2 separate regions of the Mus musculus genome follow, and region 1 is linked to region 2. Evidence: chromatin contacts called from ENCODE Hi-C or POLR2A ChIA-PET data. All regions are on one chromosome and are shown on one strand. The core of a region is the stretch at or near the end of the contact, and the rest is flanking DNA. Distances in the headings are between cores, read along the strand shown. Region 1 holds the start of Tuft1 (tuftelin 1). Region 2 overlaps Tuft1 (tuftelin 1).

Region 1 (5,944 bases), core at 1,924-4,423, 37 kb after region 2:
AATGACCTGAACTGGCCAGAATCATCCAGAAGCAGGGATCATCCACATTACTGTCCTGGACTGCCTCGGTTCGGACCTTTTAATTGAAGCTTTCCTTTAACTTCTAGGCCCTGATCTTTTCCTTCTAGTAAACTCCTCTTTAGCTAGCTAGGTTACTTTCTGCTGTTTACTTTAGCCAAAGGAAGGTAACAGGATTGTCTAATGGGTTTGAGATTTATTTGTACTTTATATGCCAATAACTTACCAATGTCACTTTTAAACAAATACTTTTGACATTAAAATACACTTTACAACCAGATAAGGTGGTTTGCACCTTTAATCCCATTAAACATACATACAGCTGACACAAAGCTTTTGTCAGAAAGACTATCCTCGCCATCGCTCTGGCATGTTAGTTATTATTTTTTTTAAATGCTATTTCTCCTCCACTAAGGTTTTTGTTTTGAAATAAAGTCTTCCTATGTAGTCATGGCTGGCCCGAAATTTACTATGTAGACCAGGCTAGCCTCAAACTCACAGAGATCCATCAACTTCTGCCCTCCAAGTTCTGGGATTAAAGGCTTTTACCACTATGCCCAGCTTTTCCACTATGTTTTTGTTTGTTTCTTAGTAACAGGAATAAAAACAGCTGATTACGGAAGAAAAAGGCACTCCCAATAAACAAAGATAGAGTTGGGGATGTAGCTCAGTTAGACAAATGCTTGTCTGGTGTGGCCAAAGACCTGGGTTCAACTCCCAGCACCACATAAATCAGTTGAATCGTTTCCTTGCTCACAGCTTTTGCACCCTCACTGAGCATGCTCAATGGTATGAGTACATGACTGACGACATGACAGGTTCCCAGGGACTGTCCAGAGCCATAAATTTTATTTACAGGTTGGCTCAGAGGAGAAGAATCCAGGACAAAGCCTGCCTCCTGACTGACTGATTGTTTACTCTCTGCCCTTCCTCATGAGCCCAGGAATGTCTCCAAGAGTAAACCAGGCAAGGGTTATTTCACTCCTGGCTTTATAATAAAATAAGTCTCTCTATCTCCCTCTTTTGTTTTTTTCCCAAGACATGGTTTCTCTGTGTAGCCTTGGCTGTCCTGGAACTCACTCTGTAGACCAGGCTGGCCTCAAACTCAGAAATCCACCTGCCTCTGCCTCCCAAGTGCTGGGATTAAAGGTGTGCGCCACCACCGCCCAGCCATAAAATAAGTCACAAGTCTAGTCTGTCTCCCCTCTGACATATTGCTATTTTCTACCTCTGCTTTCTGTCCCAACAAACAAGAAAGAAAAGCATCAAGGGACAGCAACGGGTGACATATCCTTCTCTGTACTGCCAGGATTGTGGTTTTAAAGATCCTTCTTCTATATGAGGTGGGTCTTTTTTCTACGTCTAAAAGAAGCTCATGGGTCTAGAGAGATGGCTCAGTGGTTAAGAGAACTGTCTGCTCTTCCAGAGGTTCTGAGTTCAATTCCCAGCAAACACATGGTGGCTTACAACCATATGTAATGGGATCTGACGCCTTCTTCTGATGTGTTTGAGGACAGCTACAGTGTATGCATAAAAATACAATAAATGATTCTTCTTCCTCTTTCTTTTTTTTTAAAGCCCATGACCCCTTTTATTCATTCCATGTTCTTTCCCTGACTCAACCATTCCAAAGCACCAAGAGCATGGAGCACTTGAGGCTGGGACAATAGGATATGACTAGTTGTTGGCTGGACTTTGGTTTTGTTTATCTGATTTGGTCAACCTCTCTTACCTGGGGTAGGCTGGGGGGTGGGCTGGGCTTTGGGCAATGTCAAAACTTGTAATGTGAAAGAAACCTCCATATTTCTAGGCAAAAATGTCGAAGGAGACAGTGAACAGACTTCAATGATCAGCTGTACTCTGAACTTCAAATGAGCACCCATTCTACAACAATTCTTTGAAGAGCCATAATCCAGCTGTAGCTGGGTTAGCTTTGCCTCAAGGACATGCTGAGACAGGCAGGCGCATAGGAATCAGATGGGGGGGGTGGGGGCGCAAACTCCCCATCACTTTGGCTCTCATTTCATTCTCCACAACAACTTGGAAATAAATTAATTAGCACAGATCTATGGAGTATTTGGATCCCCCAGCAACGACTAGAAACATGCAGCATCAAATTACAGGCCTTTCCCTCTGGAGAGAAAAAAAAATATGTGGTCAGTTGAGGGTGGCATAAAGGGAGTGAGGGAGTGAGGAGGGCATAAAGGGAGCAGGGCAGACTGGATTGCACTGGAGAATGCCCCCTCTCTCTCCCTAACCCACTCCAGGTGGGTTCAGTTCTCCACTGGAGTTCCGCAGCATCCCCTTATTCCCCTACAGGGACTTGGCATCTGGACATGAAAGCAAAACCAAGGAAGCTACTGGCTGGCTGAAAGGGGGTTGGGGACCAGAAAAGCAAGATTTAAAAAAAAAAAAAAAGGAGAAATCCAAAAGAGGTGACCGTCGAGCGGAGAGCTCCATAAATCCTCTGGGCGAAAGGTAGAATCTGGTACCAATTCCGTAGTTGTCTGAGACCTATCCCGCCCACTCATGCTCTCCCCTCTCTCCTAGGATTCGACCCTCTGCCCCCTTTCCTAGTAAAAGGATCGCCATCACAGAAGTCTTTGAAGGGGTTCTGAGGCCATCGGGAAACGCGAAAAGGCGTAACCCACCTGGGCCGGCGCAACGTCCGAAACAGCGCAGGGATCCGGTCCCTCGAGCGTCTTCCACGACCCAATCTAGCTGCCCACGAGACGCCTGAGTAACGCGCCCCATGCCCGAGCCGGGGCTACAGTGTCCGCGCCAAGGACAGGACCTCCCCAGCCCTGGAGCTGCCAGTGTTTCGTCCTGTGCTTCCCACTCCACAGTCCGCCACAGGGCAAAGGAAAAAGCCCACGGAGCGACGCGGGGCTGACCGCACTGAGCCCGGCGTCAGGTGAAATGGGCTACCTGAGCCTGAGGCACGCGAGCGGCGGAGCTGGAAAGCCACTGTGCCTGAGTGGGAAGGCGGGGTGAAGGTGACGACCTACCGCGGTCTGGCTCTCCGGGTGCACGTCCACCAAGGTACACCAGTTCCGCGTCCCGTTCATCTTCACGCGGAGGTCGTATGAGCTTCCTCAACTCCGAGGTCCCGGGGAAACTAGGCCGGCAGGCGGGTGCGCGCGCGGAACCGCCCCCTAGTATAGGCGCGTCGGGGGCGGGGCTGAAGATGGGCCACGCCCAGGGCGGTATTTATCAATGAGGTAGAGCGGAAGCGAGAGGTGGGCGGTGCCAAGAGGCTTCAGGACTCGCCTACCCGTGCTATGGACGATTTACGTAAAGGTGAGGCTTGGGAGTGAAGGTCGGGTGACCGCTTAGGAATTTTACTAAGGGTACGACAAGGTATCTTGTGGTATCTCATTGGTCTTTTTCCTTTCAGTTTTCCAGGTTCGGTGCGGGAAAGAATCGGTCTGGTCGTCTGAGTTGGGGCTTGCACAAGCTTCTGTGGTCTTTCCTGAAATGTAAGCCAGCCTGTAGGCTTTTTAGAGCTGAGTACATCTTTCCTCAGAGTTCTACCACACAGGTAGAAAGGCAGGCACCAAAGACCAGCTCACTCGGACTAGTCTAAGCCAGTCTGGCAGGTGCTTTTTCCTGGCAAGTAGCCCAGGTCGAAGTCAAAGCCAGCTAAGCTCTGGGTGGGGCTTGCTTTGCAGAAACTAGACTTATATGGTAGGGAGAGGCGGGACACATGACCTTAAAAGGAATTTGCACCCTAGAGAAAGAGTCTTAGTGGCACCAAAGGCAGTTGCTTCCCAAGCTTAGGCTGGGATCTTGAGGGCTGACCTCTGGTAGAAGGCTATCTCACTGTGTGATGGTCACAGGGACAGCAGGCGCGGTGTGTAAGGTCTAATCCGATTGAATAGGCAGTACCACTAGAGGTAGCAATTCGTTTTGGTGAACATCTAGGTCCTTAAAGTGTTAGGGTGGGTGTGGGGAAACGAGGTGGGCGGGGACTAGACTGGACTCTGAGTCACTTGCCAGTGATGAATGGATACAAAGCTCTGTCTATACCTGGAAGATAATCACTAGGGACATCAGTGACCAGAATAGGAGAAAAACTCAATTCTGGTCCTTTCTCTATCCTCAAAAAAGGCATTTGTGGTTCTTTGACTGGGAAAGCCCCCCCCCCCCCCACCAGGCTCGGTCATTTGAATACCTGGTTTCCAGTTGGAGGTACTAATTGGGGGATTGCGGAAATGTAGTTTCGCTGGACAACCAAGTCACTGGGGCAGGCTTTGAGAGTTCAAAGACTCCCACCATTCCTACTTTGCTCTCTGCTTCCTGCTTGTGGTTTGAGATCTCAGCTATCACCTTTCTACCATGATGGCGATGACCTCTTACCCCTCTGGAACTGTAGGCTCAAATACACACCTCTTTATTTAACCTGTCTTGACTGTTGTTTTCTATTACAGCAGCAGACAAGTAACTCATACAGCACTCTGTATAAGCTATTCCCAGAGCTTCTTAGGACAGGATGGTTCTACTACAAGTAGTCTGTTTCCTAGATGCCTGATCAGCCACAAGAGACCTCTAAAAAATGAGCTAAAGCCTCATTTTAATGTACAGTTTCAAGGACTCTTGGAATAGGATCTACTTGGCAGGGAAAGGTGCCTGTGGCCAAGCCTCCTGACCACTTGTGTTCAATCCCAGGATTCACACTGTGGAAAATGAGAAAAGATGTTCTATCTCAAAAGTTGTTTTCTGACCTCTACAAATGTAGTATTCACATGTGTACACACACACACACACACACACACACACACACACACACGTTAAAAAAAAGAGAGAAAAGAAAAAAAAACTTTTGGAGTAGGCCTTCAAATTAACCAGAAAAATGAAGACAAGAATTTCATATAGATATGCCATTTTTAATATTTAATTTAAAATTAAACCAAGGCTGGATTGGGAGAAAATATCTGATCTGCAGAATATCTTCTTTTAAATCATGATATAGAAGTCATTGATGAGACCAGAACTTACTTTGGAGATAAGAGGCAAACCATCCCCATTACCTTCACCCACAAGAGCTTGGCATGCCCCAAAACTCAAAGGAGGAATATATTCTCCATGACCCCTTCCCATCTCTACTGAGAGTCAGCTTCCAACCCCAGGCGAGGCTCTGAAACAGGGCCCACTTCTTGAGAAAAGCAAGGATCTGTTGGTTCCCACAGAAGCTGGGCACATCCGAGAAGCCATAAGGAGGCCACAGGGACTAGATGTTTGAACTTTAGAACCTGTATCAACAGTTGCCATGGTTCCCAGGTACAACCACCTTATGGTAGCATCCTCAGTCACAGAGGGCAAGGAAGATGGAAACCCTGGGCAGAACCAGTCCCCACCACCTTACCAGGCCTTTCAAAGCCCTTCTCCCAGGGGCTGCTTGGCAGAGCAGCCTGTAGCTGCTCAGTCACTGGGGTAGGAGGACAGGCTGAGGGCCCCCAATGAGGAAAGGCTGGTCTTTGGAGAGGTATGAATGTGCAGGTTTATAAAAGGCAAGAATAGCATCCTCATCCATCTCACACTGGTAAGGCACTGAGAGTAAAGCAGCAAGGCAGGGATGGAAAAGAAAGACACACGATCTCCTGGACCCAGTGACTGGGGGAAAACAAAAATATTGCAACTGAAGAGATGCTAGGACCAATGACTGTGCAAAAAGAAGTATCTGAGAAGTGGGTAGCGCCACGCCTGCATGTCCATTACCCATAATGTTCCCTCCCTGCTCCAGAGTGGGAGGGAAAACAGTTGTGGGGATCCAGGGAGCAGAACAACATTGGGTATTTCCCTGAGCCATATGGTTAAATATTAAAGAAATAAAGCTTTACATACATGGCAATATCCATCCCTTCCTGTCCTTCACAGTTCCAGTCAGTGTATATTCTGACCATTAGTCCCACTGTAAGGGATGATG
Region 2 (6,558 bases), core at 3,995-6,494:
CCAAGTGGTGGATCTTCTCCCGAAACCCAGCCACTTCCTTTTCTAGAGCAGCAGACCTGGAGATAAGAGACCAGGAAGCTGAGGTGAGGCCACACTTGTCACCAAAAGTGAGTCCCTGTGCTCCAGTGGCCTGCCGAAAGAACAAGTTACCAGGCACTTTAAAGCATCACTGACAAGAGGCAGGGTAAGTCATCTGCATGCCACTAGGGGGCAGCATAATTTGTTTGTTTTGCCGGCTTTTTCGTTTTAGGTGGTAGCCCCAATTCAAAGGCATTGTCTTGCCTCAGCCTCCTCAGTTGCTCCATGGCAGACAGGTACCATCATGCCTTGCCAAGGGCAGGGCGGTTTTTTATTTGTTTGTTTGTTTGGTTGGTTGGTTTTGAGACAGGGTTCTCTGTGTAGCTCTGGCTGTCCTGGAACTTGCTCTGTAGATCAGGATGGCTTCGAACTTAAGAGATTTACCTGCCTCTGCCTCTACCTCCTGAATGCTGGGATTAAAGGTGTACACCACCACTGCCTGGCTTTCTTTTCTTTCTTTCTTTTTCTTTTTCTTTTGTTTGTTTGTTTTTGTTTTTCGAGACAGGGTTTCTCTGTGTAGCCCTGGCTGTCCTGGAACTCACTCTGTAGACCAGGCTGTCCTGGAACTCAGAAATCCGCCTGCCTCTGCCTCCCAAGTGTTGGGATTAAAGGTGCGCGCCACCACTGCCTGGCCTGACTTTCTTTTTTTTTTTAAAGATTTATTTATTTATTACATGTAAGTACACTGTAGCTGTCTTCAGACACTCCAGAAGAGGGAGTCAGATCTCATTACGGATGGTTGTGAGCCACCATGTGGTTGCTGGGATTTGAACTCCGGACCTTCGGAAGAGCAGTCGGGTGCTCTTACCCACTGAGCCATCTCACCAGCCTTTTTTTTTTTTTTTTTTTTTTTTTTGACTTTCTTTTTTTAAAAGATTTTTTTTTAATATAACTTATTTATTTATTACATGTAAGTACACTGTAGCTGTCTTCAGACACACCAGAGGAGGGTGCCAGATCTCATTACGGATGGTTGTGAGCCACCATGTGGTTGCTGGGATTTGAACTCAGGACCTTCAGAAGAGCAGTCAGTGCTCTTAACCGCTGAGCCATCTTTCCAGCCCCTCTTTCTTTTTTAATATTAACATTATTATTAAAGTTTTTCAGGAGAGGGCTAGACAGATGACTCAGAGGTTAAGAGCACTGTGTGCTTTTCCAGAGGTCATTGAGTTCAATTCCCAGCAACCACATGGTGGATCACAACCATCAATAATATGATCTGATGTGTTAGAGACCATACCGTGAGAAAGTAAGCCTTTCGCAGTTTCCCACCCTAATAGCCAAATGGCCTTGTGTTAGGAGCCAGTCACCTCCTCCCTATCCCTTCCTGGCACCTAAGACCCTAAAAGTTTGAATTATAGTCCCCTCTTCCTTATCTCTTGGGAGAAGACTCCCAAGACTTCTAAGGACCTGAGTTATGTGCTGAGCCCAACTTGACACCCTGGGCTGTTAAGGAGGAATCTACATTCCTGAGATAAGACTCAGGGTGCCTCCCGCCCGTAGTCAGAATTCAGCCTTCATGTCCCCAGATACCTACTTCTTTGTTCTTTGTTAATTCCCCCTCAGCCCCTCCCTATTTCCCCTCACTGTGTGCTTATAACCTGGCTTTTTCAGCCTAATAAACTTAGACCTTGACAGGAATCCTCCTTGGTCTCTCTCTTTTTTCCCCTGCCCGTTTCTCTTGCAGGTTTGTGGTTCCCTTCGTACCCACGAATAACTGGGTCCTGCTGGTCAGGACACTGATGCCCTCTCCTTGTATGTAGGTATGCATACAGATAGAGCACTCATATCCATAAAATAAATAAAACTTTTTCTTTAAAGGAGGAAGTTGGCTGCCTTGTGAGTTATAAGTTTCTGATTACTTCAAAGATTTAAGTAGGAAGCAAACAAAGCCAAGATCCCCAATAAGAAATATCTGTTTTCTGTCTTTTTTTAAATTATTTTTATTCTATGTGCATTGATGTTTTGCCTATATGTGTGTTTGTTGGATCCCCTGGAACTAGAGTTACAGACAATTGTGAGCTGCCACATGATTGCTGGGAATTGAACTTAGGTCTTCTAGAAGTGTAGCCAATGCTCTTAACTTTTGAACCATCTCTTCAGCCCTTCTGTCCTTAATTCTTTTTTTTTTTTTTTTTTTTTTTTTGGTTTTTCGAGACAGGGTTTCTCTGTATATCCCTGGCTGACCTGGAACTCACTTTGTAGACCAGGCTGGCCTCGAACTCAGAAATCTGCCTGCCTCTGCCTCCTGAGTGCTGGGATTAAAGGCGTGCACCACCACACCTGGCTTTTTTTTTTTTTCCTGTCCTTAATTCTTAACAGAGAATTCCTCAACCCCTTATAGACTTCCAAGCTCAGGGGTGATGGAGACATGTTTTACTATATAGTATTTGGTCTTGGGTTTAGAATCTTCAGAAGGACTAAGGAGGCCTTAAAGTACACGGAGGAAGTGAGTGCTGGCTAGGGTGTGCAGACAGCTGCAGGACAGAAGCTAGTTAAAACCTTATATCCTTCAACCCCTCTCAACCTCTGGGGGAGAAACCAACTGTGCCTGCACATTGAAACATTCTCCAAATCCTGAACAAAAGGTTCAAAGACCTGTCAGGTCGAGAAGTGCATACACACATCAACAGCATACACCCACTGTTTGGAGACAGCAGCGCCGTCCCCTCTGGACTTCACCCTACACACCACTTCACCTACTGTTCACCTGATCCTTTAAGAACCTATAATATTGTTTCATCAGTTCCATGAGCCACTGCAACAAACTCTTGAACCTAAGGAAGCAACTGGGTAGAACCACACACCCACACACACTCACAAATGAGAAAGGGGTATGGTTATCCTTGAGCACACTAATTTTGATTGTCAGCTAAAGTGGGGGTAGAATTGAACCCTTGACATGAGGGGTCCACAGTAAGTCTGGACAATATCAGACTTGAATTAGACTGCGAGACCCACAGTCAGTGTCTGGAGAGAAACAGAAGGTTGCTTGATGTCATGATGCTGTGAGCAGAGAGTAATTTCCCTAGTCACCCTTGAGAATGTCCAGAGATTCCTGAAAAGCCACGGGCACTGCTTATTCTCAGTTCTGCCTAAAGATATCAACAAGTGCACGCTGTTAGCAAATGAGTGGTACCCAGGCAATAGTGTTGCACACCAATAATTCCAGCACTCGGGAGGCAGAGGCAGACAGATCTGTGAGTTTGAGGCCAGCCTGGTCTACAGAGCAAGTTCCAGGACAGCCAGAGCTACACAGAGAAACCCTGTCTCAAAACAAAACCAAACATGGGTAGTACTGAGGGTGAGGTGGTCACAATGCACCGATGCCCCAACATCCTTCCTGAACACTCTAAATCCCGCCCTCAGTTCTCCACACGAGGTGAGTGGTGGTCAAATGCTATTCCAGAGCATTCGTTTGGGATCATCTCATCTTTTGTTTCTCTTGCTCTTCTTCTTGGCTCTGCCCTCAGTCCCTCCCACACAGAGGAAGAGGTCTGAATGCAGCCATCCCTCAGCACCAAGCATCATTCGATTAGAGCCCCCGAGTGCTGCCGTCCCTCACTAGCATTTGCACATGTCCTTCGAGTGTGCATTCTCCCTTACGCTTCAGTGTTTAGGATACTCTGGGGGACCAATGGCAACAAAATAAGACTTCAGATATTCAGTAAAGAGATAATTTACAATTTCCTGGTTTTCGGTTTGTTTGTTTTTTTCCTTTGGGGCAGGGTCTCACTCTGTAGCCCTGAATGGCCTAGATCTTGCCTGTAGACCAGGTTGGCCTAAAATTCATAGAGATCATTCACCTGCATCTATCTCCTGGGTGCTGGGATTAAAGGCGTGAGCCACCACTTCCAGCTCCAACTGTTCATTTAAAGTTACTCAGATATGACGTCAAACTAGAAAGGAGGCTAGAATAAAAAGATGCTGCACTTTCCATGCCGGGAAGGTCAAACCTGGGTTGTCCTAAAGAAGAGGAAACATTCTCTGGAGACAGAGGAGCAGTGGCAGACTGGTTTGTTGATCCTGGCCCTTCAGGGGATGTCTACTGACTGTGAAAAAGATCGCTGGTACAATGATGATCAGACCCACAATGGCTTACTGAGATTAAACTGTTGTTCTTTACTTTTGAGCCAAACTGTGTTAAGTTGCACAGGCTGGACTGGGTCTTATGGTCCTTCCTCTGTCCCCTGAGACCCTGGAATAATAGGTACAGACTACCACTACTGCATCCAGAAAGATGGTAATCAGTTTCACTCTGTAGTACAAGCTGGCCCTGAACTCATAGCAATCCTCCTGCCTCAGCCTTCTAAGGGCTGGGATTATAGGCATGTGCCACCATGCCCTGTAAACGTCTTGTTTGGTCCTGAACTTTCAGGAGGCAGTCTCTGCTCTGAGGAACCCACTGATCTGGAGCCTCTGATCCCCTCTCCTCAGAGGAGATTTGCCAAACCCTCTAACTTAGTAGGTCAATATGCTCAGCAGGTAGTTCTTGGTTTCTATCTGAACTGCTTGGAGCAAGAGAAAGTCCTCATAGAGCTCTAGACTCTGTCTCCAAAAGACTGGAGAGATTAAATGACTTCAAGAACTTCTAGTGTTGCTGCTTTAGGAGTAAGAAACGGAGTGACACGTCCAGCAAAACCTCCTTCACTGAGAGCCGTGACAGCCCATGCTCCCTTGACTCTACCTGACCTAATAAATCCTTTTCTTTAGGTCTTTGCCCATGATGTGTTCATTAAAAGATAAAGAGATAGGGAGTGTCTTCTATGGGAGTGTGGTGAGGTGTCGGGGAAGGGGATGTCTCAGCAGGCCCATGCCAAGGCATCCCTTCCCCCTGAGGGACCAGCCACATAGAACAGAGTTTATTCAGGGCATAGGGAGGGGAGTTAAGAGGCTAGTAGAGGCAGAGAAAGGCAGAAGAGAAGTAGTGGCAGGCCATGGCCATGTGGAGAGAGGGGGAAGGAAAGAGCCCAAGAGGGCAGGAGGGAAGCAAGAACAAGCAAAAGGCAAGAGAGGGAGGAGGGGGCAAGCAGCCCCCTTTATAGTGGGCCAGGCCTACCTGGTTGTTGCCAGGTAACTGTGGGGTGAAGTTTAGACAGAATGCTAACAGCCCCCTTGTTAAATGAACTCCCTGAAGAAGGCAGCCCTCTGAAGAGTCTCTGGCTGGGTGGGGCTCCACCCTCCACAAGCACACTGAGTTAGAAGTGGAAGATCTGACATCATCAGCAGCTTCCTTCCAGGGAGCTCACAGCCCGCCCTCTCTTCCCTACACTCAGCTCTACAGTGAACAAGGGCCCTTACTTTTCTCTTTCTGTTTGACAGTCAGCGTTCTTGATCCGAAGCTCTTCTAGGGCCATCTCTCCTTCCCTGACTTTCACCAGTAAGGCCTGATGCTCCTGGGTGGGACAAAAGAAAAGGTCTGTAGCAAGAACAGACATCAACACCTTGGGGTGAAATGGGTACCTGAACAGGGGTTTGGCTGCTACTGGGCCTGGGACGGTTGCCAAAGAACAGCAGGCCAGGCTGGTTTGATGGGCGGCCTCCCCTGTCAGGGAATAGCCCTTCCCACTCTCAGCATACAGAAATTTCCCAGCCTCACCCAGCTGCCCGAGGGAGAACTTGGCCCTGCATTGTGCAAGCCCACCTGCCACCTCTGGCCAATCCTGGATGAAACACGTGGAATGACTGGCGACTCGGAAGTCTTCAGAAACCCAAAGGGGCATCTATGTAAGAACACGTCTAAGGCGGGAATAGTCTCACCTGCAGCAGAAGGAGGCTAAGGCTGGATGACAGACCCTCCATTCCTAAAACGCTGCACGGTATCAGAATGGATGTGCGAGGCTGCTAGAAAGGGATGCTTTTGGGGATATTAGGGAAAGACGCCTTGGGTCCCTTCCTGCCCCAGGGCTAGACTCTGAAGGTAGAACATCACCATTACCGCCTCCATCCCCAGCAAGCGCCTCTGTAGCTCCTCGATTTCTGCCGCTTTCTGCTCCACTCTGTCCTCCTCTCTCTGAAGGGCCACATTACTCTGTTCTGCTTCTCGCTGATAACGGCTGAGTGTGACCTACAACATAGAAGGGTGTGTTCAATGGTGAAAGGGAAAAGGCAAACATCAATAAACCTTCAAGGGGAACCTGGAGGGGCCCATCAGGACTGCTATGGAGACTAACTGGCCCCTCACAGACTAAGTTCATCTCCAAAGTCAACTGGCACACGGGTCATCAAGACCCCCTGGTTGATATCTTAGAACACCTCCACGACCCTTCCAGGGCTGACAAGCTTAACCCAATGCTGTGGCTTCCTTGCTGGTCAGAAGCAAATAACCTAAGAGACACACTCCTATCTTTCCACTTCCCTTGGTATGGCCACCTCCATGCCAAGGCCAACCCAGTGCCTGCACAAGGTGCTGCAGCAGGCAGTGTCTGTCCTTAAGCAGCCTAGAAACCACACTGGAACGAACAGAAGGGTTCCCAGTTG

Evidence for each region. Hi-C counts contacts between places; a loop is a spot of excess contacts on that map. ChIA-PET counts read pairs that join two places held with the same protein, here RNA polymerase II (POLR2A).
Region 1: a loop to region 2 is called in a map of adrenal gland, with 2.6 times the contacts of the local background. The contact joins the promoter of Tuft1 here to the enhancer-like site in region 2. A Hi-C loop is called at or near these places in 3 of 37 maps with a recorded cell type or tissue (T-helper 1 cell, T-helper 17 cell and adrenal gland). POLR2A ChIA-PET finds 5 or more read pairs at or near these places in 1 of 5 experiments (embryonic stem cell).

What each region holds. Positions count from the first base shown.
Region 1 is chr3:94,655,699-94,661,642 of GRCm38, forward strand. Tuft1 (tuftelin 1) reads right to left here and starts at 3,174. Exons shown (of 13, transcript NM_011656.3): 1 at 3,027-3,174. The coding sequence starts at 3,086. It also overlaps the pseudogene BC021767.
Region 2 is chr3:94,616,672-94,623,229 of GRCm38, forward strand. It overlaps Tuft1 (tuftelin 1), which reads right to left. Exons shown (of 13, transcript NM_011656.3): 8 at 6,017-6,145; 9 at 5,380-5,474; 10 at 1-56. Among named protein-coding and RNA genes, the nearest start is that of Snx27, 37 kb to the left of the region's middle. Within about 2 kb of position 5,245, at least 1 of the 3 ENCODE cell types and tissues checked has a DNase peak (open chromatin) inside an H3K27ac peak, as active enhancers do.